Regions from separate parts of the Homo sapiens genome. Here region 1 is linked to region 2. The links are chromatin loops, found by intact Hi-C in ENCODE. Cell type or tissue: heart left ventricle. All regions are shown on one strand. Each heading gives the region's core, and the rest is flanking DNA. Links, peaks and the distances in the headings are about the cores only.

Region 1 (16,833 bases), core at 4,908-12,907, 71 kb after region 2:
TTATTTTATTTTATTTTATATTTATTTATTTATTTATTTATTTATTTTTGAGACGGAGTTTTGCTCTTGTTGCCCAGGCTGGAGTGCAGTGGCGTGATCTCGGCTCACTGCAACCTCCACCTCCCAGGTTCAAGCAATTCTCTTGCCACAGCCTTCCCAAGTAGCTGGGATTATAGGCATGCGCCACCAAGCCCGGCTAATTTTGTATTTTTTTTTCAGTAGAGATGAAGTTTCTCCGTGTGGGTCAGGCTGGTCTTGAACTCCTGACCTCAGGTGATCCGCCCACCTCGGCCTCCCAAAGTGCTGGGATTACAGGCATGAGCCACTTTGCCCAGCCTTAGTAAAAACTAATTTTAAAAAACATAGCCTTGACCGACCTTTCAGGTGACTGTTGTTTTCAAACAAATGGAAAATAGCAGTGCTTTCCAAACATGAATGTACTCAGAGGTCACCTGAGAGTCATGTTAAAATGCAGATTCTGGCAGGGCACAGATCACACCTGTAATCCCAGCACTTTGGGAGGCAGAGGTGGGAGGATCACTTGAGCCCAGGAGGTCAAGGCTGTAGGGAGCTGTGATTGCGCTACTGTACTCCAGCATGGGTGACAGAGTGAGACCCTATCTCAAAAATTAAAAATGAAAAAGAATATTTAATATGACTTTTGTCTTTTATTCTTACCCAACTCCATATTTTTGCCTTTAGCACGAAAGCAAGAGATTATCAAAGTCACTGAACAACTGATCGAAGCTATCAACAATGGGGACTTTGAAGCCTACACGTGAGTAGCGGACGTTTACTTTGCTTTCATGCATATGGTAAATATATTTTTTATATGAATGCATTATTCAACATGTCTGAATTCACATATATTTAATTCAAGGTTTGATATGTTAACAATAGTTTTATTTCATAAATGACTAAGTGCCCCTAGGAGAGAAAAATTTCAGAGAAAATTTCAGAGAAAAGATTTCAGAGGCCAGGCACAGTGGCTCACACCTGTAATCCTTGCACTTTGGAAGGCCAAGGTGGGAAGACTGCTTGAGGCCAAGAGTTCAAGACCAACCTGGGTGACAAAACAAGACCCCGTTTCTACAAAAAGTTTAAAAATTAGTCAGGCATAGTGGTGCACACCTGTAGTCCCACATACTTGGGAGGCTGAGGCAGGAGGATCACCTAAGCCCAGGAGGTCGAGGCTGCATGGAGCCATGGTCACATCACTGCACTCCAGCCTGGGTGACAGAGTGAGACCCTGTCTCAAAAAAGAAAAGAAAAAAGATTTCACAGAGAGAAGGCTTGACTTCTGATCCAACGATTGGAGATTTCTTTGTAAATATACAGATGTATAACCACTCCCACATCACACATACAGAAGTCCAGATGAGAAAAGGTCAGTCCAGGCAGAGCAATTCATGTGAGCAAACACACAAAAAAATATGAAAGTACATAAAATGTGCATTTCAGCTTAAGAAATGTTTTCCCTTGCAGTTCTGCAGAGGTTCTGGGGCAGAGAAAGAGATTAGGAGGTGACATGAGGCAGCCTTCTCTCTTCAGCCAGTACAGCTCAACTTTATCTGCATCTCTTTTATATGTTTGTATCTTAAGGAAAACTTTACTTGAAGAATGGGTTTTAATGCTTATTTAAAGTTTATAAACTCCTGGATCATAGGAACTATGAAGGAAATTACTTTGCTGAAGTTAAAATAAAGCATTCAATTTAAATAGGGCCTTCTCCTTACACCATGCAACTAATGAGTTCCACCCCAGTGAAAGACTTAAAATGCAAAACGGAGATTGAATCTGATCTCTGGCTAGAAAGATCCAAAAGCTGAAGATATAATCATAAATGAGAACATAATATGATTATACCTAAATAGATAAAACGTGTATACTTTAATTAAAAAACCAAGAATAAAAGAGACAAACTTAGAAAAACATTTGCAAAACATATATCAAAATTTAATTTTTTATATTGCGTGAATATGATTGAAAAGTAGAAAAATAGGTAAAGAACATGAACTGACTATTATCAGAGGAGGAAATATAAATGACAAGTAAACTAGTAAAGGCATATTCATGTTTACTAATTAAGTATACACAAACTTGAATGCAAGAGCCTCTTCTCCCTATAAAGTCAGCAGAGATGTAAATTCTGCTGATAGCCAGCAAGGTGCAGATACTGCAGGACAATGGTGACTTTCCTCCACCATGGAATAAAACACAATTGGGTGCAAACTTTCAGGGTGGTGGTGGTGGCAGATATGGGGGGATTAGTAATATATTTTGTTGTATAATCTGTTATTATATACCTGAAAGCTTTTATAAAGTCTCACTTTACTGTAATACTATAATTCTACTTATAAGAATTTAACAAGTATAAATTTTTTATGTAAAACATGAACAAAAATTTGTGAACAAAGATATATACTGAAGCAAAATTCATAATAGTGAAAAATTGGAAACAATGTATATGCCCAACAGTACCATTCCCATTAAATCATCTTTGGTACAATGGTTATGTTGAGTTTCTAGCGACCTGGAAAAATATTTATGATGTTTTTACTGAAAATTAAGCAGGACTTAAAAGACTATGTACATAATTATTACAACTAAAAAAGTAAAAGGTATTAAAAGTGCCAGGTGCGATGTCTCACGCCTGTAATCCTAGCGCTTTGGGAGGCCAAGGCAGGCAGATCACCTGAGGTTGGAAGTTCAAGACCAGCCTGACCAGCATGGAGAAACCCCATCTCTACTAAAAGTACAAAATTAGCCAGGTGTGGTGGTCCATGCCTGTAATCCCAGCTACTTGGGAGGCTGAGGCAGGAGAATCACTTGAACCCAGGAGGCAGAGGTTGCGGTGAGCTGAGATCGCACCATTGCACTCCAGCCTGGGCAACAAGAGTGAAACTCTTTCTCAAAAAATAAACAAATAAATAAATAAAAAGTATTAAAAGTGGAATGAAACATGCCAAATTAGATTTTAAAAAGAAAAAAAGAAGTTGCCTCTGAGAGGTAAAATTATGTGTGAATTTTTTTCCTGCTTTTTTATTCTTCCCAAATTTTACATAAGCAAGTATTACTTTTATCATTAGTTATAAATAAACACAAAATATAAAATATGGACGAGATTAGCTAAATGTAAGACAAACTATATCAGGAGCTTCTTCTTATAACTTAAATATGTGTGCATATATGTATAAACACATGCATATACTTATGTATGAGTGTATCCATTCTTTATCATGACCTAATAAGACATACTTGGAATAAAAGAAATAGTAAAAATTGGAGTTAAGAAGAAGTCTGTTTTCAGAGACAACCGTTCCCTATTAAACAATTGTTTATAGCTGTGCCATAGAACCTGCTTTTTAAAAATTCTTGTTGCTGTTATATCCTTGTTAGATACATATGATTATCCAAAGAATAAGATTATTCTCTTTTTTAAAAAATCTTTTTTTTTTGCAATAGCATTTCCTTGTGGAATGATAAAAAGTTGTGTTTGTTATTGTTAAAAAGAAGTTGCCTCTGAGAGGTAAAATTGTGTATGAATTTTTTTCCTGCTTCTTTTATATTCTTTCTAAATTTATAAACAGATACTACTGTTATATAGGGAGCAATTGTAGCCAGGCAAAAGTGTATGTTTCCTATATTCTCAGTTTAAAATAGGGTATTTTAAATAATGCTAAACCTTGGGATCATACCAGTTCACTAATATCTTTGCCTATGGAGACTTATAATCTGGCCTGATTTTGTACTTTCCAGCCAGAGCTAATCCAACAGGGCTTCCATTCGAGAGCTTTTGGGATGGTAGAATGTACTGGTGGATCCCTGTCAGCTGGTCCTTAGAACACCTGTTCAGATCACACACACCCACATGTCAAATGGCAGCTTTGTGGATCTTTCATTAATACAAAGCCTTTTATGGGGTAGATGGATGATTAGATAGATAGATAGATAGATAGATAGATAGACAGACAGACAGACAGACAGACAGACAGACAGACAGACAGACAGACACACACACACACACACACACACACACATTTCCAAATATACTGACTCTTTTTCATGGCTGGGTAAGAAGATCCATCATGGCACAGTGATTCCCAGATTATGTTAGTACTGATGTAAGGCAGTAAGAAATTTTGGTTCACTGATAATGACAACCAAAAACCATATTTATAGAGGAAGTAATAGCCCCTGGCAGAATAAATTCTTGTTACCATAGGAACGCTGTTCTTCCCATTTTGCTTCTTAGAAAGAGACTATATATATTTGATTTTAAGCTTAAAAATGCCTGCCCAGCAGGCAATCTGAAGTGAAGGTTACTGTAATCCTTGCCCCCATCATCTTTAAGGCACAAAGGATATCCACTGTGATTTCTACTTTTTAAAGGTATTCTTTAAATAACACCGGTTCCACGTTCTATAAACAGTACTGCACTTTGAGGAACTACAGTGAGTTAGACTTTTGAAATTTGTATTTCTGTTGAACATTTAAAAAATTTTGCTCCCCCTCCACCCAAATGGGGAATTTCTCTATGAAATTAGATGTGGCCCCATCCACTGTATTACCCTTTGGGGCAAATTAATAAACAGTCCAAAATCCTTTGATTTGTACTCCATTTGATCTACCTTGTGAACTCCCATTCATTCTTCAAATCCAGGTCTTGTCACCTTCTCTGAGAAGCCTACCCTGATCACCATAGGCCCAAAGGAAATATTTTCTTCTCTGCATTTCCAGGGGCCTTACACACATAACACAGTGACCCTGCTTTCCATATCAAGCAACCAGTCATCATTCCCCAAGCATACTCTGCATTTTCACAGCAGCAGACCATTGCACTTGCTGTCCTCCCCCTGCCCACCACCTCCCACACACCTGGAAAACTCTTACTCATTCTTCAAAGCCCAGCTCAAATTTTCTTCCTCTCTTAAACCTTTCCTGTTCATCTATTCTAGTATTGATTATTGTATAATTGCTTGTTTTGAAGAATATCTGCCACATAGTAAGTGTTCAGCAATTCTTTACTGAATAAATAAATTTCTCCAAAGAAAGCTCATTGGTTTTTTCCAAATATTTAAAATTGTGCACCCCTTTATTGAATCATATTTCTAGGATTAAGAAAGAAAACCAATATGAGCATTTGAACCTTCTGTTGATTTCATTTTAAAAATAAAATAAACTTAAACACAATAATAAGATGTAAGTCTTGTGGACATTGCCAGGAAGTGTAGGGTGTGATACTTTCTTTCAAGTCAATTGTAATATACATGTTTGACATGAATGTAGGATATGTGGTCCATCAAAAATTATTCCAAGGCTAAGCATGGTGGATCACCCCTGTAATCCCATACTTTGGGAGGTCAGGTGGGAGGATCACTTGTGCCTAGAGTCCGAGACGAGCCTGGGCAACATAAGGAAACCCCATCTCTACTAGAAATAAAAATTTAAAAATTAACCCAGCATGGTACTGTACGCCAATACTCCCAGCTACTAGGGAGGCTAAGCCGGGAGGATTGCTTGAGTCTGGAAGGTTGAGGCTGCAGTGAGCCATGATTGCACCAATACACTCCAGCCTGGGCAATGGAGCAAGACCCTGTCTCAAAAATAATAATAATTATTATTATTATTATTGCAGAAGTATTTAATTTCAGAATCAAAGATAGTTTTATAGGATTTGGAGAGTGTCTTACACTTGGACAATAGGACTTGGAGAGCATTTTTAAAAAATAGTAAACCTCAATCAAGAGTTAGAAAAACTGGAAAATTCACCTTAAAAATAAAAAAGTAGAAATTATAAAAAGGGGCCTCCTAAAATATTGTGTATTATCATCTGCTTGAACTGGATAAATTAGTTTGTTCCTATCAGAGTTCTCTGCAAAATGTCTTTTTAAGAGTCTGCTCCTCAACCCACCTTGCCAAGGTTTATGATAGAACTTTTGTATGTAAGTGTTTTTAGAGGCTCTTTCCTTCAGTGACTGGTAAATCAGAATGTTTACACATGAAACAACAAAACACATTAAAGCACCTATTAATTGGTTGTTTTCATTATTTTTCTTTTACAGAAAAATCTGTGACCCAGGCCTTACTGCTTTTGAACCTGAAGCTTTGGGTAATTTAGTGGAAGGGATGGATTTTCACCGATTCTACTTTGAAAATGGTACATTTATTCCTAATTTAATAACATGCCCTTTTTAAACCTCTCTGAATTTTCCCAAATTTGCAGATTATTTTGCTCTTTTCTACAATGAGAGTTTTTACCTTCATCCAGCATTTGAAACCATACAATGGTTTTGTATTCAAAATTGAAAAAAAAATATGTCAGGCTTGGCTTACAGTTTTGGTGTGTTTTAAAAAATATCTTTGTAAAAAAATTAATGTTGACTGGGCACTGTGGCTCATGCCTGTAATCCCAGTGCTTTGGGGGCCGAGGCGGGTGGATCACTTGAGGTCAGGAGTTTGAGACCAGCCTGACCAACATGGTAAAGGCTCATCTCTACTAAAAATACAAAATTAGCTGGGCATGGTGGCGCACACCTGTAATCCCAGCTACTTGGGAGGCTGAGGTATGAGAATTGCTTGAACCCGTGAGGTGGAAGTTGCAGTGAGCCAAGATCGCAAGCCTGGGCAACAAGAGTGAAACTCCATCTCAAAAAAAAAAAAAAAAAGTAATGTTGATTGAATACACTTCAAGCAAGTTGCAGTTAATGTATAATATAAGCTATAAAGCAGTTACAAAAAATGTTATTTCACATTTTCATAAAACTATATATAAAAAAATTAGGCAGGCACGCTGGCTCATGCCAGTAATCCCAACACTTTAGGAAGCTGAGGTGGCAGGATAGCGATAGTTTAAGGCCAGAAATTCAAGACCAGTATGAGCAACATAGTGAGACCCCATCTCTACAAAGAATATAAAAATTAACCAGTCATGATGACAAGCACCTATAGTCCCAGCTACTTGGGAAGCTGAGATGAGAGATCACTTTGAGCCCAGGAGATTGAGGCTGCAGTGAGCTATAATCATGCCACTGGACTCCTGCCTGGGTGACAGAACGAGACCCTGTCTCAAATTTTAAAAATAAGAAAAAGAAAAAATAGGAGGAAAAAATTTTTAAAAACCACACCATGCCAAAATATTTAACATAGAAGAGTGCTTTCAAGCATATGTGATGCTTATTTTCAAAGTAAAATGAAAATGAAGGTGAGTAATCAGATAAATCTTTCAATTCAAATTTTAAGACTTGTGGTAGTTTCAGAGGAAACAGCCACTTTTCAAAGAAGGTGACAAAAGAAGTTCATCCTGCAGAAATCCTTCAGGTCATCAAGAAAAATGTAAACCAGGAATTCCCTTTATCCTTCTCTTTTTCCTTACACCTAATGACATTAGACATTATGCTGTGTTTGCATCTTGCATTAAGGGAATTTACTATTTTTGCAGAGATCTTATTGAATTAAAAAAGAAATGTATTATAGGAATGATTAGGATAATCACATCACTTTCAGTAATTATAAGCTTTGATAAGAATGTCTGCCTTGGCATGGATTTTCGAATTAAGATGTGTTGGATGAGTTACTTTTTCTTATATGCATTAGACATTTACAAACAAATAAACAAAAAGAACTATTTGATAAATTCTCTTTAACAAAATTTCAGTAAATGTTATCATATTCCCTATATTCCAGTGTTCTGATAGCATCTCATGTTTCCTCCAACTAACTCTCTATCGACACCATCTGATCCCTAATGAAAGAATTAACTCATTAATATTTTAACCTATTTCAGTATAACACTATATATCATGTTCCATAAATATAATTCCTTCATAATGGGGTATTTAGGTGACTATAATAATATTTTATATAATTTGAATAGATGTTTTCTGAGAATGGAAAGCATGTTTGGATAATAGCCAAAAACAATTCAACCTTTTCTAGTGATCTAAGAAAGAAACAGCATCAATAAGTGATGTGCACTAAATCCTCCTCGTATCTCTTGGTGACTGAATAATTAGAATTGGTAACTACTGTCAAAACCAGAGGCTGGAGCATAGTGAGGGCTACTCAGTCAAGGGAAAGAGCTGGAAGACCAGAATCAGGCTATGTGCCAACACCACATTTTGAATGTTTATCAGATGATCACAGTGGACTATCATGGAATGGACTCTAGTATGTGGAGGAGTCAGAGAATGAGATGAGAAACAAGTTCATAGGCTTGTTCAAAGGCTACCACCAGCCTTATTTTGAAGACAGTGATGTCTATACCTGAAACTTGATATATTTCCCTTCTCCCACATACTTCACCAACTAACAAAAACAACCACCACCACAAGATCCCTGGTCAGCTGTCCCAGCAGTTCATTCCTGGAAAAGACAGGGGCAGTGCTTGGCACACCTGGGCCAGGCCTTCTTCACTTCTATTCATGTTGTGATTTCTGTTTCTAACCACTTTCCATTGTAAATAAATATATCTCTCCAGCTTTTTCACCCAATCAAAATTTCCAGAGAGCATATAAATGCCTGTAAAGGAAACCAGATAAAATAAAGACTGTATCCACTTTCATTCTTTTTTTGCTTTGTACAGTGCCCAGTACCCAATTAGTACAAATAGTAGATTAATTAACTAATTAATTAGTGAGTGAATAAATGTCATTTCATTCATTGGTCCTAACTGAAGTTATTACTGGTTTTAGTTTCCTTTACATAGAAACTAAATTTTGCTTTTCATGTTTTTCTCTTTCAGCTTTGTCCAAAAGCAATAAACCAATCCACACTATTATTCTAAACCCTCATGTACATCTGGTAGGGGATGATGCCGCCTGCATAGCATATATTAGGCTCACACAGTACATGGATGGCAGTGGAATGCCAAAGACAATGCAGTCAGAAGAGACTCGTGTGTGGCACCGCCGGGATGGAAAGTGGCAGAATGTTCATTTTCATCGCTCGGGGTCACCAACAGTACCCATCAAGTAAATATTTCCAGGCTGTCAGCTTCTTTGTTAATACACCCATGGTCAGCTCCTTCTACTTATTCCATTGTTAATAGCATGGTATATGTTATTTAACGCTAGTAGTTGGTTACACTGATGAAAATAAATGCCTTCACGGGAAAGGTTTATGATTCTCTGGAAAGATCAATCAGATCAGCCATTTGTGGGTTGAAACTTGCTATAGAGCAGTATATGATAGGTTTAGACAGGACGAGAGACTACGTGATCAAAATCTCACAGGGTTAAATCTAGAGGACTTGTATAATAAGGCAAAATATTTGTGACTTCATCTTCTCAATTGACAGAAGAAGGGGATATCAGAGGAAAACATAGGGAGGAGTTTCTAAAATGGCCAATATATTATCAGGAGTTTCATTTCATAGATGATCCCCTAAAGCTCAGTTAGAGAGACAGCATTTAAAAGGCCATTGTCAGGTAGTGCAATGTCATTCTCACCTCACCACTCTACCTCAGATATCATTTGCTTTTCCAGTCAGCGATTAGGCACATATTTATTGTGAATCACCTAGGTGCTTAATCTGTGCCAGATTCAACACAAAGTACAAGATATTGCTTTCAAGAAACATGTATTCTCATTTAGCCAATCATTGATTCTAAAGAAAAAAATGATATAATAAAGTTTATCATCAACTTCAGAATACAGTAGAGTTAATGAACAGTGTAGTAAACTGTTTATAACAGTTTGGAAGTACACTTTGTATATAAGATAGAATTTTGGACAAAATCTTAAATGATGAGTAGAATTTAGAGACATAGACTGAAAAAGCAAAGGAGGATGGATAGTCCAAGCTAAATGAGCATCATGAAGAAAAGTACAATATCAGGATTTAGTTTAATATGATAGAACATTATTGGTAAGGAAGGCCGGTTACAACTAAAGAGGAATAATTGAAAATAGGCTTATTGGTAAAGTGGAGTGAGATGAAAACAAGAAGAGTTTAAACTCAGTGTAGAAGTTGGGTCCACTGTTGATCTCTTTCCAAATTCTCTCACCAGGATCACCTGTTAATATTTGAGATTTGGAATGGGGGTTCATACAAACAGCCATTCAACTCACTCCAGAGAATCCATCATGATTTCTTAGTTTGGTAGCATACCACAGTGGTTTTCAGAGGCCTTCTGTATAGCCTTAATAATTATATATCACTGTTAGATTTGTAAAAAGTGGGTCAACAGGGACAAAAATCAAACCAAACCAAACAATAGGCTGAAATTTATTCCCAAAACCATAGCTATGTAATTAAGAGAAAAACACAAGAGGAATATGAAGATAATGAAGACACCCGTTTTTGTGTGTTTTTCACCCCAAAGAGGTACAGCACAAATCGCCAGTTAATATAGAAGGGGTTACATTCATACAGTACCAGGGGTTTAGGTTTTTTTGCAGTTCCCTGAAGTGTTTATGGGATGAAGCCTATTCAAGAAAACTTCATTTTATGCCAGGTGGCTTAAATGGGGCTTCTCTTAATAGGCCACCCTGTATTCCAAATGGGAAAGAAAACTTCTCAGGAGGCACCTCTTTGTGGCAAAACATCTAAGGCCTGAAAACCATTCACATATGGGTCTTGTAAGTAACATCCTGCTCCGTGATACTTTGTGACTGGAGCTGAATGAAAAGCTGCATGGCTGTTTTCCTTCCTTTTGAGGATATTTTTTATTGCATAATATTCAATGAAAAACGCACAAGGTCTTTGAAAATTCATAGCAATTTTGCATGAGCTTTTGAATCTAACATTCAGCCCTATTTGGTAGCATAATCCTTATTTTAAAGGTAATAAACACTGAAAAGAATTTTTTCCAACATGTGGATTGTGTCATGTTAGAATCCTGAAGTTTTCACATCAAAAGTAAATTATGTCTGGGTCAGTTCAGATAACTCTCAATTATCCGGACTTAATTTATATTAAGCTTTAGAATCCTTTGGTGTCTTAACCATTCTTTCAAGAGGTTGCAGTTCTGTAAGCAGCTGGCTATGGCGAATGTGTAAATCAATTTGCTGTGCCTGACTGAGTATAATGGTACTTGACCATGAGGACAGGCCACAGGAGGAAGTCAAGCTGAAATTTAAAACTCACAAAATGGGTAATTCCAGAGGATAATTGAAAGTTGACTGTAATTAACTTCATGCTTTTGTTGTTGTTTTTAATTAATTGTTTCTTAGACTTGGGTTACAAGCATTCAGATATGTATGGTGCTGTTGTGAATATTTGCCTCATTCAGAGAACTAAACCTTATCAGAGCTTTTAACAAATAGTGCTCCCAGCTGTTGCTTTCAGCAAAGGAGATCTCCAATTAAAGAGAGTAATCATGTTCTCTCTACTTTCGAGACTATATTCCTTGTTAAATTGACTTCTAGGTTTCATTTCCCAAGGAATCTAACAATAATAACAGAAGCTAAGGATGAACTTGAATTTTAAGTCTATTTCAACAAAAGGATTATATTCATTTACTAATTTGTCCAGTAAACAGGAATGCTTAAGATGTATACTTAGATTTAATAATGTGACTGAAGACTGTGTCTCTGTCTCTTTATTTTTAGCTTAGCTTTGTGTGAAAAAATAATTAATACTGATCTTCTAATTTAATACTCTCTTTGTGTAACATTGTATGTTTCTTCTTGTAATGATCACAAGCAAACATCTCTTATACATAGTGTTTTCAATCTATTTGTTAGCCAAGTTATAAAACTGTAGCCTAGTCAAATCTATGGCAAAGCAATTTGATGATATTTTGTAAAACAATATAATTTATTTCTTCCTCCCCCTTTCTCCTTTCAGCTAAATTTCAACAGTGCCACTTCTGCATTCTCTGTTCTCAAGGCACCTGGATGGTGACCCTGGGCCGTCCTCTCCTCCTCTTCATGCATGTTTCTGAGTGCATGAAGTTGTGAAGGTCCTACATGTAATGCATATGTGATGCATCATCTTATCATATATTCCTTCCTATACATTGTTTACACTTCAACTACGGGGATGTTCCACACAAACTTAAATTACTGTTGGCAAAACAATAGGGGGAGATTAGACAAAAAAAAAAATCCACAATATTCCAAGTACAACTCTTCATCAAGTTTCTCTGTTAATGCCAAGATTTAACAGACTTAAGAACTATTGTTCTCTGAATGACAGTTGTAAGAGAAATGTAAATTTTTTAGAACTCTTTGCTGTTAATCTGTTTTGGTTTGTTTGGTTTTTTTTTTTTTTTTTAAGGTAAAAAAAAAATACACCTTCAGTTTCCTGGTGTGATCCTGGTTAAAATGGATGATTTTTCATTGAAAGTTTTGCTGATTAACAATTAAAGTGGGATGATATGTGGGCAAAATCACTTATGAAAGTAGAAGCAAGAATCAGTTGGTTTGCTACCACATAAAGCCATGCTGTTTTTGGTCAAACTGTGTAAACTGGAAAAATTCACATCATTTCTGAGTTTAATCACTTTAGGATATATTCACATTGTTTTGGTGAATTTGCTGAATTGAATTGTTTTTCTTTCTCAAATCTGTGATCTCTTTTCTTTATCCTGTTTCTTTGTTCCTTTCGTTTGCTTTCTTATTTTTCTTTTGTTCCATTCTTTTCTTACTTTTTTCCCTTTTCCTTTTTTGGGGAGGCTGGCTAGTAGTGTGTGAGAAAAGAATAGAAGTGAAATTTGCATAATGAATGTAAAAGGGAAATAAAAGTCTTTTGAAGGTAGCTATACTAGCACTTTTGATCATCTTCAGGGCCCACAAAAATGTTGTCAAGATTTTAAAGGTTTATAATTCTGCTTAAGCTCTAGTTTGGACTTAGGTATCCTAACTATGTTGGAGGTATTTGCATTGTTTAAAGTTAGGATAAAAGCAAGTTCCTCCTGTGACTGCAACGTCTTACTGATTGGGACAGTTGCCAGGAGGATACCAACTTGATAGCAGAGGGGGTTTTATGCAAACGCACTCACCTCCGCCTTGGGGAATGAAAGGGTCACTTCTGCATCATCACTAGCTAGTTTTCTAGTGTTAGAGAGGCTTACAAATGTTTGCCATTCTCATAAGTGTTTTGAACTTGATCTTTGTGACTTGTGCTTTTTTAGCTTCTCTCTTGAATCAGAGTATCATTGTCTTCCTCCAAGGAGTTAGAATTTCCCAGTTTAAAACAAAAAGGGAAATGTCCTAGGTTTTCTTTGTGCTTCTCATTTTTCCTTTGTTGATTCAATTCCTGTGATTTTTGTTCTCTTCCCTGAAGTGCTTTACAGTGCATGGAATCTCCATCATTGTTATTTTAACGATAGTAATTCACAGTCCTCAGAAGCCTATTTTTAAAGCAGAAGCAAAAAAGAAAAACAAAATAACAAAAACAACCCTTCCTCTTTTCTCTCATCTCACCTCTCTGTGTTGATTACTAATCATCTTAGATATTATTGCTAGTGGATGTATGGTAGATGGGTTGAAGCTTTTCTGATAATTATTACACAATTTAAAACAACATATATATTTAAAATAAATATATACAGTAAATATATTGAGCCATGTTAACCTGCCAATGAGATCTGTGAAAAAATAATGGCCTCATTTTTCTCTTTTTAATTTCTTTTACCCTTTTGTGAAGCAGCTATACGTGGCATACATGTATTTAAAGAAAAAAAAATAGATGTAGAGTGTTTTTTTTACACTTTTAACTTAGCATGTGGTGTTGAAGTATTACTGTAGATCAAGTTTGTCTTCCGCACTAAGATGTGAGGAAATTGTGATTTGTTCTCTCCACCACAAATGAATTACACATTTATTATCTTCTATCATTTTGAAACACTGCAGTTTACCATGGGACACTGTATATATTTCTTGCCATAATGGTAAAGGACTGATTGATATATTTAAGAGTTAATAAATTTGTGATTTCTGCTGACAGTGCGTCCATCTTTATTTCTTCAGAAGAGGTACTGTATGTATGCCTGCATAGTGCTGGCCAGTGTCAAGGGCAGTGTGTCCTACTCTGGTCTCATTTAGTACATAACAATTTGCACTTGGTGAGAATGGCAAGTTAATTGTTCTCTGTGAGCAAAACAATGGTCTCTTCTGGGAAAATGTTGCTGAGAACAATATAGTTAACAACTAAGACTCCTAAAAGCTTCTCTAAACTGTACCCTCCAATCCAGCCTTCACATGGCTGCTTTTTTTTTTTTTTTTTAATACGAACCTGTCCTTGTAACACTTTGATGTTATCATTTCTGGGATACAGGCAAGCACCCCAGCTCCTGCTACTCCCCAGCTTGAACTTGAGCATACATGGATGCTCAGCTTCTTTTGATTTGCTAAAAACATCACACTTGCTCACATGCCTGTTTATGCTGTTCATGTTGTTTATGTTTCTTACCTAGAATAAATAGTCTCTTCCCCTACTTCTTTTCCCGACTTCTTACTTTTTCCTAAGATTCAGTGTACAGCATCATGCTCCACAGCAAACCTTCCTAGGCCCTATTCTGGGCTTGCCTTCCCTCTCAAAACCTACATAATAGATTGTATTTACCTCTCCTGTCAACCACATTGTTTTGAAAATATATTTCTATTTGTGTCTCCTCTACTGCAGTATAATGTCTCCATGGGCAAGAACTGTGTATTCATCATTGCATTCCTAAACCCAAACCAAGGCCAGGAATGGAGATATCATTGATAAATAGTTGTTGAATTGAGGCCAAGCCCTTTTGATAACAGAAGCCTCAAGGGGTACCCAGATAGTCCTTGTTTTAATGATGGGTTCTCTCACCACTGTCTTGATGCTCTGAGCAAGTTACCTCTTCCCTCTGACCCTCAGTTTCCATATTTGTAAAATGAGAATAAACATACCAACTTAATAAAGATATTGTGAGGATTAATGGGTACAGAGTGACTAGAATGATATTTGATAGAAATTAAATGGTAGCAGTATAACTATTCTGATCACTGACATTAATATTCCTATTGTTATTATTCTTTGCTCACGAGGGTATACAACTCTTGTTTTGCTGTTGGGCTGCCCTCTTTATGTAGGTTTACTGTTAATGCTGAGGATATACTCGGACTCAAATGTCTCAGCAGAAGGCTGAGAGACACCAAATGAAGTGGTCATCTAGCTGAATGTAGGAAAAATGAAATGTAGTAGCAAATCAGTATATTCTAAGGAAATTTTCAAGGAATATTAATCTTCACCCAAATTTTGAATTTTTATGTAAAAAATTATAATTTAAGGGTAAACATAGATGACACAGCTTTCGAGTGATTTCATTGAATAAAATTCTACTGACTTCTATGAACCTTTCATGGCTCTGTGGTCTTTTTATCAGATTTTTTAAAGGTGAGAATGTACAAAAAGATTACAATGAAGATCAGCGTACTAGACCATGTGTCCATGAACTGAACAACAGCTGTCATAAACCACCCTAACCTGAGAAAGCAGCAGGAAGCATTTACAGCATTCCTGCTTTTCTCTCAGACAAAACCAATTCTCAGAAGAGAGCTAGAATGTTCTCCTGCAGACTGGAGTAGGAAAAGTTGATAACAGATTAAGCAGTAATTGTACTCCAGAAGGATTTGCATTTAGGCTTTTGCTGCTTTACAACAGAAAAAAAAAATTCTTGTTTGTCCGTAAAAAGTGTTTTTATGTTTTTTTAAATGTCACCAACATTTAAAAATTGGATATGTCATGTAAAAGTCAAGATTTCTGGCTTAATTAATTTGAAAAAGTGTAAGGTCTGCCCCACTGGTTCTGTGTTCACTACAGCAGCAGTCAGAGAAGCTGCTGCCTGTTTCAGAAGGGAGCAGGCACTCCCCTATCCCCACCAGGCACACACATACTTCACATCTGCCCCATGAGTTTGCTGCTGGCTCCTGTGGACACTGAAGACTTTGATCTCTTTCTTTTTTTCTTTTCTTTTTTTTTTTTTTTTTTTTTTGACAGTCTCACTCTGTCACCAGGCTGGAGTGCAGTGGCACGAACTTGGCTCAGTGCAGCCTCATCCCGGGTTCAAGCCTCATGCCTCAGCCTCCTGAGTAGCTGGGATTACAGGTGCATGCCACCACACCCAGCTAATTTTTGTATTTTTATTAGAGACATGGCCAGGCTGGTCTCGAACTCCTGAGCTCAAGTGATCCACCTGCTTGACCTCCCAAGTGCTGGGATTACAGGCGTGAGCCATTGCGCCCAGCCAGCTTTGACCCCTTTCTTAAAGCCAAAGGGCACCTCTGTTGGCACCTCAGGCCCCAGTGAACAGGTATGGGCATTGGTTTGTAGAGGGATTGTTCTCAGCATCCCTAAAACCATGCTACTTAGGCAGCTGTCTTCTGCTGGGCCCCTGCTACTAAAATGCTTGTCATTATTTTTACTTTGTTTTAAGAAGAAAATCAAGGTCTACAAAAAAAAAAAAAAAGCACAAAGTGTTTCTATGGTACTATTTAATTTCTTAAAGGAAGATCTGCAGCTATTTTACAGTAAAATGAGTTTATTTTGTCCTAGTTTCAAAGTCTTCAATGGCCAAGAACTGTTGGGTAATTTTTATTGCTGAGTCTCTAGGCAGGACCAGGACAAATTGTGAAATACTTATACAAATTATAGTAACTTTCTATCTATAACCAGATGTTTAGAAACTGCTTTGGGATATAATGGTTTGCACTATGGCCTAACTCAATTGCTAGCACATAATGTAGTCTGGGCTTAATCTAAGTTAGCTCTTTACAAGGCTAGTAGAACCTAACTCACTTGCTCCTTGGACTTTCTCACACTCTTGGAAACTCACAACCATGGATACATCCTCTTATCTGCTTGGGCCATGCTCATAATCCTAAGGCTGAATGTAGCTGGAAAAACGTGCACCT
Region 2 (16,833 bases), core at 4,274-12,273:
TCATTTCTGATTTATTTTCCTCTGAGCAACAACAACAAATAGAGGACTAAAAACATGCTATTTCTTTGTTTTATATGCAAATACTTTTCTGAGTCCCTAATGTACACATCTCCCAAGATGTACATATGGCTCCCAGGATTCACCACATCTCCCTTTTCTGCCCCAGCTGTTACTGGGAGTGGAGGGTGTGCCAAGCCTCCCTGGCAGCCTAATGCAGGACCTCAGTTCCTGCTGCCTGTCCTTTTTCAGTAGTACCTGACAGTTATTCTTGGTTGAAGTCTCTCTCATGTTTAATATTATCTTTTACATTATCTTTTTACCCTCCAATCCTAGATGAATTTAATACCTCCAAACTTGTCATTCTGTTTATAATATTTTAACTTTTTAATAAGCTTGTACCCATTAACTGCAAACTGAACGAAGGTAGGGCCTAGATTAGGTCTGTAAATTAGAGATTCAGATGATCTCTGTATCCTGGAAAAGAGTACAATTAACACAGAAAGAATATATTGTAACAGGAGTTAAGGGTTGAACAGGAAGTAGTGGGGCTATCACAGAGATGGGCAAAGCAAATACTAGAGATACATAAATTAAGTAGGAAGTCCTGACCCTGGAGGAGCTAAGGCTTTTGTATCTATAACTATTTACCATTCAGGGTGGAAGTATCTTAACATAGGAATGTATGAGGTGCTGTGGGAACACAAGACAGGAAGTACAAAAACCTGCCTCTGGAGAGAGGTTCAATAATTGCCTTAACACTTATGGTTGCCTAAAGGATGAATGGGACTTTGCTCACTGTCATGCAAGAAGATTAAGGCATTCCAGACAGAGGGATCTGCACATGGAAAGGCTCAGAGGCATGAAACTATTTTTTCTATTACAGTAAAACAAGAAGTTTGATAAAGCTAAAGTATACTCGAGTGAGTAGTAGTTAATGAGGCAGGAAATGATTTTATGTTTTTTTGAAGGATTTGGATTTCACCTTAGAGATTTTGGGATCTGGTGAAACATTTTTAGAAGAGAGGGACATAACTGGGTGTATGTTGTTTAATAATGATTCCAGTAGAAGTATAGAAGATGATTTAAGCATAGTTAATCTGCAAGCAAGGACCCAGTTAGACTAAAACAATCGTTCAAATTATGCATGATGATAGCGTTGACTAGGGAGGGTGTAGGAGCAAGCAAGTTCCAAATAACATACAGATCAGACAGGAAATATGAACTCTAAGGGAATCTGTTTAGGAAACATGAAAGTCCCAGACATTGGGTTCAAAGACAGGACTCGAGTCCTGTGTAGAGCAAAGCAGGACCCCACTTCATGAGAGACTTGGGGTATGAGGCAGGATACAAAAATGGGAACTTAGGCCCAGGGATATAATTGCCAGAAATTGGTAAAGATGATGATAGGATATCAGGAATAAGACAAGCCTTTGTTATCAGGTCTGAGGCTCAAATTAGCATCAGCAGCTATGTTTGATGATTACAAGAATGTTGGAATCAAGCTCCTTAAATCTCGTCTGTTTTTGAGCTTAATGTTTTATCTCCTCTGCTATGACACATATAGTTTGAGAGCAGGGCTATGTGTAGTGGAAAAAATTTTACTTTATGAATCAGAATATATGAATTTATATCTTGGCTCTGATTCTTAACAGCTGTATGATATTGAGCAAGTCACTTTAAATCTGTGAGGTCACTATCCTCTTTGTAAATGGGATAATAAACACTTCTTCACAGGACTGTTATAAGATTGAGTGAAATAGTCCATAGAAACTTGATTGAGCTATAAAGGATGTTCAATAAGTTTTCAAAATTGTCTTGGTGTGAAACAATGACATAATTCTTTGCATATTCAGTGAGAGTTGTTTAGTGAATCAGTGAGTAGAGGACTGAATATCAGGTCAGTAAAAGCAATAGCATCCAAATAAAAGTACATAGATTTTCAAATTGTTACTGATTTCTAAAAACAAGCTGGTCCCAAAGAAGCAGTGACAGCTCAGCAATAAAATTTCCACTTCATCAGCATGGTGCTATCAGCAATTAAGTTATTGTTAAGGTACCTGTTAGAGTAATAACTTTTAAAAGAAGCAACATCTTAAGTTCTAAGGCAATTCAGTATTTCAGAAGTACAGAAAAACAGAGTGTCTAAACTTGGGAGAATATACTTCTTTTTTCTCTTTCTTTTTCTTTTCTCAAGTTCAAGCGAATCTTCATGGTAATCTGAGAAAAAAGGAGATGTGGTGTTCTACGTTTCTTTCAGATGAGCTGCCAGATATATTTTAAGTATTAGGAGTAAAGGCATGTTTTAATAATGAATGACCTGTTTTGATGTTTATTCATTATGATCTGCCATTATAGTCCCATATATTTTTACTGATTAATTTTATCTTTCAAAATGTAATATCAGTGTTTATGGAGGAAAAGCTTTGTTATTTTAATTTTGATAAAGAGCAGGACTCTTTCTTCATTATGTGGAATACCAGAGCTTCAGGCTTTTACATAATTTTATTTTAATAAATATACGAGGTCCATTACAAATAAGAAAAAACATAGTATGTATACGAAACAACATAATAGATAATACAAAGCATTATGGAAGCTGTTTATTGTTTTTTTTTTAATTATCATTTTTCAAGTCCCAACTTGTTTGTTTTTTCCCATATTTACTTTTCATTTTCTAGTCTGGTCTGTTGGAATACTAGCCAAAACTGGTAGAAGTAAACACCCTGTCACTATACTTGATAAGATGGCTAGAAAATTTACCAAAAAGAAATATTCAAATATATTCTGTTTCTCTTATGGAACTGGACATGTTATTTGCAATACATTTCTAGCATTTTGTTGCTGCTAGAAAAAAAAAAGATAACTACCAAGATCTTGGTTCATGGAAGAATTATTTTGCTTTGTTGCTGTTATGTCTCTTTTTTATGATATTAAGGTTCTTTTTATGCCAATGTGTTACAATGGATACATTTCCAACAGTCAGTAATTCTCTTTTCTCTTTGTGTTATCTATTTTGATTTTCTTATTGGTTTTTCAAAGTAAGAAACATATGCTATCCCTAAAAAAGGCAAGCTCTCATTACTTTTTCTATTGATGGCATGTAGTATGATAATCCTAGATTCTTGCAAGTTTAATTTCCCACAGAGAAGGTCTTCTCTATTTTACCCCCCATATGTCTGTATTTATGAGGTCACATTGTACCGTACATTCTTTCCTAACGTCCATGCATTTAGATATATGCTTCAATATTCTTGGGGTAAGGACCCCATTGACTGCTCAAATGATGGTTGTAACTAAATAAGAATGAGCATGCTGGTATTCTCTTAGAATTTTAGTCTCCAGAAGAGGTTTGTAATAATTTATATTTTAAATGATCTTTTCATTTCTTCCTCACATAGTAACTTACTTCCCTATCTTAGGGAAGCTTAGGAGAGGTATTGTTAACATTTCGTACTTCTGGCCATGTATTCTAAGTTATTGAAATCATACATTATTAAAGTTTACTGATTTAGACAGAAGAGTACAGATTGTATATAAAAGAGTCATTGAAATTCAGGGTGAGAAGGGACCACCGAGAACTGTAGGTAACTAAGGAGAGCTCTAAGATGGAAATAACTTAGAGCCACTCTCTGTTAGAAAAGAGGTAGAGAAAAAATATTGAGGATTCAAGGAACAGAAAAAGTAGTATCAAGGGTGACACTGAGAAGGCCATTTTTAAAAGACCTTAAAGAGATTAGTCAGGTCAAGGGCTCAGAAGGAGAATGAAATCATGTTGAATGAATGAAGTGTAGCCGGATGATAAAGGATCTGAAAGTGCACACTAAGAACATTGGATGTAATCTGGACATTAGCATCGATTTCTCACTGGAGTCTCATTGCCTGTCAACTCTAGAGAAGTTGGAGAAGGATGGTGAGAGTGGAGGGGACAGAAGTGCTGGCAAACTCTTTAAAACAATTGTGTCCATCTCTACCTTGGAATTCACAGAGTGCATATCACTCCTTGAGGAAATCTTCAAGCTTTAGGCAGTGGAACCACCATTATTGCTCAGTAATTCTCTGTACCTCACAACTACCAACCAAATATTTATTTCAAGTCGAGTTTGAGGTACAGATGGATTACCCAGGGTCCATTTGAAGCTTAAATTGCAACATACAGGTCTTTTCTTGGAATCCCTTCTCATTGTCTATCCAATCTTCCCCCAAAACAAACAGAAAAAGAAGAATGGTAATAGAAAAGAAAAAAGATTAAGTGCAAAGTTTTTTTCCTCATTTTCTTTTTTGTTCAGAGAAGTAACTGTGTTGTATATATTGTCTTTTAATACCTCTTTGCATGTTGTTTGTACTTAATAAGTATAAATTTGTCACAGAAATGGGGAAAAAGTTTCTTTCTTGGACACTTTGCATTTCAATAAGTATACAGTGTGTTTCATCAGTGATCTGTGGTTGGAGAAATTCCATTATATATACTTTTAAAAAGTTTTTTTTAGTTTATTTGTGCTTTTAAAGAAAACTTCCAAATGAGGATAGTTATTTTTAGTATGTTTCAAGTAAACATTTTTATTTAAAAAACTGTTATTTTCAGAAATAAATATTTTACTCTAGATTCTAGCTATAAATTGTTTCTAAGTGTAACTTATTGAATTCTATACCAATATGTATAATATGAAGTTTTCTTTCCCCATCTAGTTTTTCTTACCACATCCCTTCTTAAGTCGAATGTCTAGTTGATACTTGTTCAGTAGTGATTCATCTGAATATTCCTGCATCTTCTCTTTAGTTGCCAGTTACAAGTACATACTGATTATTTAACAGTACACAGTGAGCTCTGTGATATATTTTCGACTTATATCTTCTCCTGGTGAGTTCTTCTCCATATTTCTTTTCAGGTGTAGTTTTAACTCCCATATACATAAAGGACAATAAGAATTGCTAACCAAAAGTGGCCTTAAGTATACACAGTGACTTTGCAGCATAGTAGATTGGCCTTCATATCTGGAAAAAAAGATGTATTTTTTTTCAAATGAGTTACAGGGCAGGGCATACTAGTGTTGATATTTCTATAAAGAGAAAGTCTACACTATTTATTGCTCTGAGAACCTTGTTGTGTTTTGAAAAACATATAATCAGATAAAGAAGCCCCCGATATTTTTCTTTCTTAGTTTCCCATTTCATATTGTTTTGTCAAATCAACTGTGACTCATTAACATCTCTTTTCCCTAGGTTTTGCTGGCACACCTGGATATCTTTCTCCAGAAGTTTTACGTAAAGATCCTTATGGAAAGCCAGTGGATATGTGGGCATGTGGTAAGCAATTATATTTTGAAGCAAATTTTGTGATAAGCTAGTGTCTTAGTCCATTTGGTCTGCTATAACAATCTGTCATAGACCAAGTGGGTTAAATAACAAAAATGTATTTCTTATTTATTTATTTATTTTGATACAGTGTCTTGCTCTGTCGCCCAGGCTGGAGTGCAGTGGTACAATCCCGGCTCACTGCAACCTCTGCCTCCCAGGTTTAAGCAATTCTCCTGCCTCAGCCTCCTGAGTTGCTGGGATTACAGGCACGTGCAACCATGCATGGCTAATTTCTGTATTTTTAGTAGAGACAGGGTTTCACCATGATGGCCAGGCTGGTCTTGAACTCCTGCCTCAGGTGATCCACCTGCCTCAGCCTCTCAAAGTGCTGGGATTACAGGTGTGAGCCAGCATGCCTGGCCACAAAAATTTATTTCTCACAGTTGTGAAGGCTGGGAAATTCAAAATCAAGGTGCCAGGAGATTCGGTGTCTGGTGAGGGCCTGCTTTTAGTTTTATAGAGAGTTATCCTCTCTTTGTGTCTTCACATGGCAGAAACAGAGAGGGGGCTCCCAGGGTCTCTTTTATAAGAGCATTAATCCCATTCATGAGGCCTCCATCCTACCAAAGACCTCACTTTCCTTCCTTCCATCATATTAGGAGTTAGGATTTTAACACATGCATTTTATGAGGGACACAAATATTGTCTATAACAACCACAATTTTTATAATTTAAAATACAAGTTGAACATCCCTAATCAAAAAATCTGAAATTTAAAATGCTTCCAAAATCCAAAACGTTTTGAGTGCCAACGTTGATTGCCACATGTGGAAAATTCTGCACCTGACCTCATGTGATGGGTTGCAGTCAGACACAGTCCAAACTTTATCTTATGCTAAAAAATATTTAAAATATTTCATAAAATTACCTTCAGGCTATGTGTTTAGATGTGTATAAAACATAAATGAATTTCATGTTTAGACATGGGTCTCATCCCCAAGATATCTTATTATGTATGTATAAATACTACAAAATCTGAAAAAATCCAAAATCTGAAACATTTCTGGTCCTTAGCATTTTGGATAAGGGATACTCACCCTGTAATATCTTTTAAATTTGAAGTTGATATTCTCTAGTGATCGACTTACAGTAGAAGTTCTCAAACCTCAGTCTACAGCAAGATTACATGGACAGCTGTTTAAATGACAGATTGCTGTGTTTCTGATTCAGTATATCCAGGATAGAAACTTTTACCTTTTTAACAAACTCTCAGGTGATGCTAATGCTGCCATTTTCTGGAACACTTTGATAACAGGGATGTGGAGCATTGCTCCTAGTGGTTATGTATTTATGCTGCTATCTTCTCAATGGATCCAGCCAGTCCTTCCAATAAGTATTATGTTTGCCCATGATACTTGGCAGAGTTTAAGAGTGAACTAGTAAATATTGGAAAATAATGAAATTGACCATCCCGAGGGGACAGAAGTCTGATTTAGGCCTCTATCAGCCAACTCAAATCAAAAACAGTATCCTATGCAGGCCCAAAGACATATAATGGGGAGGATTTTCACCCACAGTTTTTATAATGGAATTTTTATGTTTCAACATATATTTTGAATACAGGAAAGACTGAAAGAATGCTGCAACATTACCCTACTAAGATTATCAACATAATCACCTAAATTCCTGATACTATGTCATTGCTACCAGCCTACAAGTAGATACCTAACTATCATAGTTTGGCTTTAGTGTGCTGCAGACAGATTTCAGTGCCTTTGGTGTTTGTCAGCAAGCTTGGAAAAGTTGATTTAAAAAACTTTACTTGATTCTGAAAATAATTTTTTAGACTTGTTTTAGTTTAAAAAGTTAATAAATTCATCATCACTACTTTATAGTGATAGGCTGTTCCTCACTATATTTCTTGTCAGCTTTACCTCTTTGGTAACAACTTGATGTTTGATCTTAAACTGATTGAATCTTGGGCTTTCAGAGTTACCTCCATGCCTGGGAAGGCAGTGGTAAAATAGGGCACTATATTTATAGTTTCAACCCCTGGGGTTCAGTCTTTACGTTTTACCTACTAACCCAGTCTCTTTAATATATCTGAGTTGGTTTCTTTACCTGTAAAATAGGAATATGTTACCCTCATTGAATTGTAGGAGGGTCAAATGCAGTGCACTTTAAAGGAAGACAATTGACAATTGCTACTTAATTAATGGGTAAGGTCTTAGGAATGCCCCAAGCTCTGTCTTCCTGCTACCTACCTGAGAGTATCTTCTAAGCATGAACTCTAAGGCATGAACTCTAAAATGCCTTGAATTAGAGCATTGTCACAAAATATCTTTGTTCAAATCTAAATGTTAATGGAAGATATCTCAGATATTTTCCTTGCAATAAATCAGCTCCCAGCATACATAGATCTGTTTCTGCTGATGAATTTAAAAAGCAACAGAGTGGCCTGAGACTCAGGCAGACACAGACAGGTTTTGTGAAGGATACAATCATATTTTTTAAAGTATTTTTAAAACATGATAAAGCTATATTTTTGTAAAGATAGGGGGTTGTAGCTAAAACGCTGCATTTGGACCTTGAACACTAGAGGGATAGTGTGGCATACAATAGTCAGTAACCAAGGGAAGCAGGACTCAGCATAAGGGACATTTCATACTCTTTCTTTGCCTGCTTCATCAAAGGCCTTTTCCAGCCTCTTCTGCCTTTGTGTTTATCTCTCCTTGTTTTCCTAGTTTCCTTCCTATTTTCTACTTTTTTTCTTCATCCCTCCTGTCTACTTCATAGGTAAGAGGCAGTATGTATAGTGGTTAAGAGAACACACTTAGCTTCTCAGTTCACTTGCTGTATGACATGGCACAAATTCTTTAGTCCCTGTGTCTCAGTTCCCTCTTAGAAATGGAGATCATCAAAGTTCTTGCCTCATGGGACTGCAGAGAGGATTTTTTAAATACAGTAAGTGATAGTTATCATTGCTATTATTATACAAAGTCTTTATTTATAAATGAAGTTTCTAGATAACTGATATATGCATTATAGTAGGCTTAAAAAACAAAGTGTATTATATAACTCAGCATTATTGGCGTGATTATCAGTAGAATGCCCTCATCTGATGACCTGAATACCAAATTCTCTCTCTCCCTCTCTCTGCTTTCTTTCTTTACTTTTAAATTATTTTCCCTTGTTTTATTTTGTAAAAGGTGTTATTATGGACAGATTTCACAGCTTCTGAATCATATTTTACTCTGCCAAAGAATTTAAATAAATTATTCATTTGTTCTTATATCGAAAACATTTTTTCATGTTTCAAATGTGTCACCATAAAAAATGATAGACAAGTGAGGTGATAGATAGGTGAGTTAGCTCTATTTAATTATGCCACATTGTATATCTGTAAATATCAAAACATCATATTATACCCCATAAATGTATTCAATCATAATTTGTCAATCCAAAAAAATTAAGAATTTTTTGAAAATTTAAAACCTTTTTTTATAATGTATAAGTTTTATTGGTGTTGAAGAATATCAGATCCACTAAAAAGAAACCCAAAAAGCTAATAGTTTATGCTAGGGATTCTTCTCTGGCTGTGCAGAAAAATCAATGATGAAGCATATACAGGCAAACCTCAGAGATATTATGGGTTTAATTTCTGGTCTCACAATAGAACAAATATCAAAATAAAGTGAGTCACACAAATTGTTTGGTTTCCCAGTACATATAGAAGTTATGTTTACAGTGTACTATAGTCTATTAAGTATACGATAGCATTATGTCTAAATGCACATACCTTACCTAAAAAATACTTTAAAATAGCCAGGCCCAGTGACTCATGCCTGTAATCTTTGCATTATGGGAGGCCAACCCAGGAGGATCTTGAGTCCAAGAGTTTGAGACCAGCCTGGGCAACATAGGATGACCCATCTCTACAAAAAGAAAAAAGAAAAAAAAAAACTGTATTGCTAAAATATCATCATCATCATCTGAGTCTTCAGCAAGTTGCAATATTTTTGCTGAAGAGTCTTGCCTCAGTGTTGATGGCTGTTGACTTATCAGGATAGTTGTTGCTAAAGGTTGGGGAAGCTGTGATAATTTCTGAAAATAAGACAACAATGAAGTTTGCCACATCAGTTAACTCTTCCTTTCATGAAATATTGCAGTACTCACCAAAATGTGACACAGAGACACAAAGTGAACCCAAGTTGTTAGGAAAATGGCACCACAGACTTTCTCAATGCAGGGTTATCATAAACCTTCAGTGTGTAAAAAATGCAATATCTGCAAAGTACAGTAAAAAAAAAAAAAAAAAAGCACAGTAAAACCACATATGCCTTTCTATCAAAATGCCCAGATCCTGCATGGGCCTCTGCTTTAGTGGATCTGTGGTAAACACAGGCAACTGCATTTTTAATAACCTATGATGTATTATCAGAGTTTGGATTCACTGTCTTAGACTCACAAAACACACTATGTTCAATTTTAATATTACTTTGGAATATTTGATTTTATGTGGATTGTCTGAGTACATTTCTGTAATACAGTTCATATATCTAACCTTTTAAAATAATGGAATATCTTATAATAGTGAGATTTCATATCTGTGAAATGTGAGAGAACTTATAAGTTAGAAGCTCTAACTTTCTTGTCTGGAAGAGGGAAAAAGGATAGGTAGAGAGTAGTTTCCATCTTTGTTTTCTAAACTATATAACATTTTGTTAGGTGTTAAGCAAATATTAGATAGATACTACGTACACATGTGCATACATGCATGCACACACACACACACACACACACACACACATCAAGAATGACTCCTTAGAAACTTATAGCCATAGGGCATCTCATAGATTTTTAACCCCAATTTTGCCACCTTTCACCTTGCTATATTGTATCCTTTCTTCACATAATATTATGCAAACAGCCAAATTCCTTTGTGATGAGCCTTGCCCCAGTTGGAGCATGTATGTGCCACCAATTTCCATTTCTTTAGAGACTGTGTGGACGCTTTGTCTAGAAATGCACTTGAGATCACACAGCTATGAAAATGTCTTAAGTGTTCTAATATCACATGTTGAGGGGAAATGACTCCCACTAGAACATTATAATGTATTCTTTTGTTACATATCTTGGTCATTGTTGTGGGATTTGGAATTGTTTTACCATTTTATTATATATCACCTCACTCGTGTGACATGAAAGTGACATTAATTCACTTTATTTGTAAGGTGATGTACCCTTAAACTCATCATCATTGTAATCACCACCACAGTAATGGACACACTATTTGGTTGCTTTTAGGTTGTGGCTTATCCTGAGGGAAACTCTTTTTTAGCCATTCATTAGCACTGTCTCTTGCCAATTAAGTAGTGACTTATTTTCAAGAGTAGACACTGGGTTGAGTGGTAAAAAATTACACTACTCAGAAAACAAAAGAAATGCAAAACAAGCCATTTAGCAGAAAGGCAGCTAGCCTTCTATATGAATTAAGCTCTGAACCCTCATTACAGCAGAGCAGAGTGAAGCAGGGCATTGGTATAATGACTAAAACAAGCCTGTACATTATTTTTATTAGAATCATGCAATTATCTGCACACAGGAAATCTCGAATTCCAACATTACCTTGCTTTTGTGATCGCACACAGAGTATGGTCTGACCTGTACTCTCTCTTTGGAAGCAACTATTCCATTACTGGAAAGCAAATAATAAACATTAATGAAGCAAGAACATAGCCTTGTGTTCTGCCATTAACAGCAGTAAATTGATTTTTATGACTTAATTGTATGTATAACTGCTTCCATAATTTCCTAATGGGATGAGGAAATGTTTGTGGATGTCACTGGATCACAAATTTCTAACAGAGCTTCTTCTACAATTTGGCCTAAAAATAAATAAATAAATGCAAGCCTATAACATAGGTCTCTCCCGCACCCTATGTACATATGTGTTGTCTTGCTACTTTTCTGCCTTACTTAGGTATCACTCTCAACAGTTATGAGTGATAATAAATTAGTGGCTGTCACAAATGTACCTTGACTTCGGACAAACCTTGGGAATTTTATGGAATATGTTTCTTCTTTTCTTGTGTGGTGAATTTAGGTTCAGCAATGATGTGTTTTCTGGGGTTTAACCTTTTCATATTTCAGCTGGTGTAAGTCATTATCAGTTACTTTAGTCATTTTGAAATCCCAAGCCTACTGGATATTCTGTTGCTATTACCAGTTCTGAGGTTACCTTACACTTGGCCAATCACAGATAGGCCTCCAGATTAGAAGCCTTCTGCCTTCATCCATTCTTACCCACATCTCCAACAGTCTTCAGTTCATGGAGCCTTACTCCCAATCATAGTCTTTACCAATATTCTCTTACTCTGAACTTACACACTGTCTTAAATTTCTCTACATTTACTATGTCTGGTTTCCCTAACTTGGTGTTTTTCAAACTCTGAAACACAAACCACATGGTTCATTCAGAGTGACCTAAAGTGCACCCTCCTGAGATCTACCTCAGGACCATTGAATCAGATTCTCTGGGGCCACAGGATGCAGCAATCCCACTTCTGGTTATATATCCAAAAGAATTGAAAGAAGCACCTTGAAGAAATATGTGTACACCTATGATCATAGTAACACTATTCACAACAACCAGGAGGTGGAAGTAACCCAAATGTCCATTGACAGATAAATAGCTTAAACAAAATGTGGTTTATACGTATAATTGTATATTATACAACCTTAAAAAAGAAGGAAATTCTGTCCCGTGCTACAACATGGATGAACCCCAAGGACATTATGCTAAGCAAAATAAGCCAGTTACAAAAGCACAAATATTATTATGATTCTACTCACATGAAGTATTAAAACAGTCACTTTCATAGAAACAGAAAATAGAAAGGTGATTACCAAGAACTAGAGAGAAAGGGGAAATTAGTGTTTCATGTATATAGAGTTTCAGTGTTGAAAAATGAAAACAAACTGGAGATCTGTTTCATGACAGTGTAAATGTACTTAGTACTACAAAACTGTTCACTTAAAAATTGTGCATCTGGCTGGACATGGTGGCTGATGCCTGTAATCCCAGCACTGTGGGAGGCCAAGGTGGGAGAATCACTTGAGCCCAGAAGTTTGAGACCAGCTTAGGTAACATATAGTGTGACCCTACCTCTACAAAAACAGAAAAAATTAGCCGGGCATGGTAGCACACACCCGTAGTCCTAGCTACTCTGCTCGAGAGGCTGAGCCCGGGAAGATCATTTGAGTCAGGGAAGTTGAGGCTGCAGTGAGCCATGTTCATGCCACTGCACTTCAGCCTGGGTGAAAAAGAGTGAGACCCTGTCTTTAAAAAACAAAACAAAACAAAAAAACAACAAAAAAAAAGATCTGTTTTATGTACTAATTATTTATTTATTTGTTTGTTTGTTTATTTATTTATTTATTTATTTATTTCGAGACAGGGTCTGGCTCTGTTGCCCAAGCTGGGGTGCAGTGGCACCATCTTAGCTCACTGCAACCTCCACCTCCCAGGCAGAAGTTATCCTTCTGCCTTAGCCTCCCCTGTAGTGGGGACTACAGGTGCACACCACCACACCCTGCTAATTTTTTACTTTTTGTAGAGACAGGGTTTTGCCATGTTGCCCAGGCTGGTCTCAAACTCCTGAGCTCAAGCAGTCTGCCCACTTCGGCCTCCCAAAGTGCTGGGATTGAAAGTGTGTGGGACCTTTTTTTATGTACAATTTAAAGTCACTGTGCGGGACCTTTTTTATGTACAATTTAATGTCATGTGTTTAAATTTAATGTTAGGTATTTTTAGCATAATTTAAAAAAAAAAAGATTCACTGAGGTGAGGCTCAGGAATTTGCACTTTAACAAGCGCACCAGGTGATGTTGATGCAACACCAAAGCTAAGCAATACTACCACAGCTAATTTCAGATTCCTTTAGGAGAGCAGTTTTTAGGATTATTACAGGATATGTCAGAGGTTGCAAACAGGTGAAGTCTTAGTTCAGGCTGCTATAACAAAGTCACATAGACTGCGTGGCTTATAAACAACGAAATTTCTTTCTCATAGTTCTGGAAGCTGGAAGTCTGTGATCAGGGTGCCACCATAGTCAGGTCAGGTTTTGGTGAGGGCCCTCTTCAGGGTTACAGACTGCCAACTTTTTGTTGTATCCTCACATGGTAGTTAAGAGAGCTAGCTAGCTAGCTGCCGTCTTCTTAAAAGGGTGCTGTTCCTGTTCATGAGGGACCCATCCTCATGGACTAAATATCTCCCAAAGGCCCCACCACACCAAATACCATCACATTGGGATTTGGATGTCAACATATGAATTTTGAGAGCCGTACAAACATTCTCTCCATTGCAGGCAGTCTGCTGTCTTAGTCAGACATGCGGACATTTTATTCTTATGAGTGTTGATGTTAATTATTTATCTTTATAATTTATTAGCAAGTAATTTCTATAAAAACTATCAGTTTCTTGCTTCTCTAAAATAATCAAAAGAACAGGTGATGCAATGCTTTTGCTCTTTTATAGTAATTGTACCTGTCAGACACATGAACACAGCTGCCGCCCTGGTGACCACCCCACCCCATACACAGTACAGGTGCAGGCCTTCATCCCTGCCTGCTGCCAAAAGGCCTGTCAGTTTGCCACTCCTACTACATGGCATAGATAGTTTCCATCCTCTGAAACATGCCTTCCTATCTTGCTGGCATTGATCTTCTAGCTCTTTGTTCTGCCCTTCATTGGCCATTTAGGTCAGAGTGTTAGTTGAGCACTTTCTCTACTTGAAATGTATGATGATTTTCCATTAATCATACTACAACAAGGTAAGAGAGAGCCATACTTATCACTCATGTAATTAATTGTGTACTTCCAAGTTCCACATGCATTTTGCTTATAAGTTTATAATGTACCCCTTTATTTACTTAGAATATTCAGTAACTGTCTTAGATTCTTCCATTAACTTCCTACTATCTTCTCAGAGTTCTCCAACATTCCTTCTTCATCTCTCCTTTTGTAAGAACAGCATTTAGAATGTTTAATTATTAACAAGATTATAGGTTTAACAACTTTTTTAACATTAACTTTTATTAAAATCAATTTTGAATGTTCTCGATGATATAGTCTTTCTACCTAATTGTAATCAGTGCTTCTCAAAAGTCTTATTAACCGGACATCTCTAGCATCTCCCAAGCACAAATATATACATAAGATAAGGAAAACTAGTTTTAATATCTACCTGTATATGGAACCAACTCTATCAAAAATAGTTTTAACTGTTTGTCATGGAACATGTGAAACATAAAATGGAGAGAATACTATAATAAACTGATGGCTAATCTTATTTCATCTATTTCCTCCCTTTCATTTCCCACTCCAATATTATCTTAACCAAATTGAAACATTGTATCAATACATCTATAAATATTTTAAAGTATATCTCTAAAAGAAAAGGACTCTAAATATGACAGTAATATTAGTTTTAAAATTTTAATAATTATTGCTTAGTAACATCAAAATATCTAGTCATTTTCCTATTTATCCTCTCCTGTCATAATCTTGTTTGGTCTCTTAGGTCTCTTAGTCATTCTTAATTTGTAATTTTTGCTCCATTCTCTCTTCTGTCTCCTTATTTCTTGATTTATTTTTCAAAGAAAACTGTAGCTCCAAGACAGCACATGTAAGTGCTCAATCTTGGTCTCTAGATACTATTTACCATTAAAAGGAACCAGAACTTTCTGTAATAGCAGCTGATTTCAAGTTTAGAACAGGAAAAAAGCAAGATGATCCAGGAGCATCTTGTCATACCACAAAGAAAAACTATTAAGGACCACAGAGTTTATATTAACAGATGCAGGAACCACTTTGAGGAGGCTGGCACTAGCCAAAGATGGGGCAATTGAGAATCAATAAGAAAAATAACATAATAGATTGAAATACATCAAGTAAGTTTAAATCCAGGAATTGATAATGATAATCAAAATTCAACAGAAGTCCTAACCTTTGGGGGATGTTGGGGAGCCAATGCGTTATTTTAAAAACTGGCTAGTAAAGAGGAAAATAAATAAATAATAGCCTATCTTTCCTATATGAACTGTATCTTAGGCCAACCAAGTGGATAAGGAGCAAGATTTTCTTAGTCTAAAGAAAGCATGATATAATTAGAGTATCATCATTTTGTTTGTTTGTTTGTGAGTCTCACTCTGTTGCCCAGGCTGGAATGCAGTGATGTGATCATGGTTCACTGTGGCCTCGAACTCCTGGGCTCAAGTGATCTTCCCACCTCAGCCTCCCAAGTGGCTGGGACTAGCTGTGCATTCCACCACACCTGGCTAAATTTTTCTATTTTTGGAAGAGACAGGGTCTTGCTATGTTGGCTAGGCTAATCTTGAACTCCTGGGCTCAAGTGATCCTCCTACATCAGCCTCCCAAAGTGCTGGGATTATAGGTGTGAGCCACCATGCCCAGCCATCATTATTTTGCAACCCCAGTAAAATTATGTAGGCAGTAATCATAAAAGGCTGCTAGTGTCATGAGAGATACCCAACATTTGGAGGTCACATCATCACCCCTCAAGTGGTCTCGCAAAAAAAAGACTTCTTCATTGACTTTTAATGATTTTAGTACTTTAGGTATATGGGCAAAGAAAAAGAGCTAGTGATTTTTTCCTTTCTTTTTTCTCTGACATAGAAAAAAGGTAAAATTTAGGTTTATTAAAAAGATAAATTGGGCTTACTCATGAGGCAAGAACTCAATTAGAACAACAAACACTTTTATTTTATTTTATTTTATTTTTATTTTTGAGGCAGAGTCACAAGACTCTGTCACCTAGGCTGGTAGAATTCAGTGGCACGACCTTGGCTCACTGCAACCTCCACCTCCTGAGTTGAAGCGATTCTCCTGCCTCAGCCTCCCGAGTAGCTGAGACTAAAGGCATGTGCCACCATGCCCGGTTAATTTTTTTGTATTTTTAGTAGAGACAGGGTTTCACCATGTTGGCCAGGCTGGTCGTGATCACCTGACCTCAGGTGATTTGCCCGTTTTGGCCTCCCAAAGTGCTTGGATTACAGGTGTGAGCCACCACGCCCGGCCTAGAACAACAAACACTTTTAAAATAAGCATTTGTTTAGAGGACCTAGCTAAAGGAAAAAGTAGCTGCAAGGAACATTTAAGATAGGACCAAATGGACATCTTTGCTAGTATGTCAAGGTCTCTCAGTTAGACAACACAAAGTTTTAAATTTTATATTATCATTCCTACTAAAGTTCATAGATAAAGAAAAAGTGGCTGCAGGGAATGTTTAGAGCATCATTATGTCTGTCCTGCTTGTGGTTGAAACAGTTACTTAATCTCTCAGCCTGTTTCTTCATCTATAATATAATGCAGATAATAACAATATCTACCTCATAGCATTATACAAGGATTAAATGAGATAATGCATTAAAGCACACATAACTCTGAATAAATGTTATCTACAATAAAATTTATTAGTATTACATTATCCTTATGCCATGAGTCTCATACTTGTT

The links. Hi-C counts contacts between places; a loop is a spot of excess contacts. Peaks named below come from ENCODE experiments on the same cell type or tissue, not always from the same donor. Only the 100,000 strongest peaks of a DNase experiment are listed, where the experiment ranks them.
Region 1: it touches region 2 in a loop (2.5-fold over the local background); 5 of 110 quality-filtered maps call a loop at or near these places.

The regions. Positions count from the first base shown.
Region 1 is chr4:113,449,474-113,466,306 of GRCh38, reverse strand. It overlaps CAMK2D (calcium/calmodulin dependent protein kinase II delta), which reads left to right. Exons shown (of 21, transcript NM_001321571.2): 17 at 703-778; 18 at 6,066-6,160; 19 at 8,744-8,972; 20 at 10,486-10,581; 21 at 11,792-15,275. The coding sequence ends at 10,552. Among named protein-coding and RNA genes, the nearest start is that of CAMK2D, 300 kb to the left of the region's middle. RefSeq lists an enhancer at 13,471-14,018. In heart left ventricle, for the core only: no CTCF peak of the experiment used is centred there; no DNase peak of the experiment used is centred there; H3K27ac peaks cover 94 bases.
Region 2 is chr4:113,519,687-113,536,519 of GRCh38, reverse strand. It overlaps CAMK2D (calcium/calmodulin dependent protein kinase II delta), which reads left to right. Exons shown (of 21, transcript NM_001321571.2): 8 at 5,221-5,304. Among named protein-coding and RNA genes, the nearest start is that of CAMK2D, 230 kb to the left of the region's middle. In heart left ventricle, for the core only: no CTCF peak of the experiment used is centred there; no DNase peak of the experiment used is centred there; H3K27ac peaks cover 286 bases.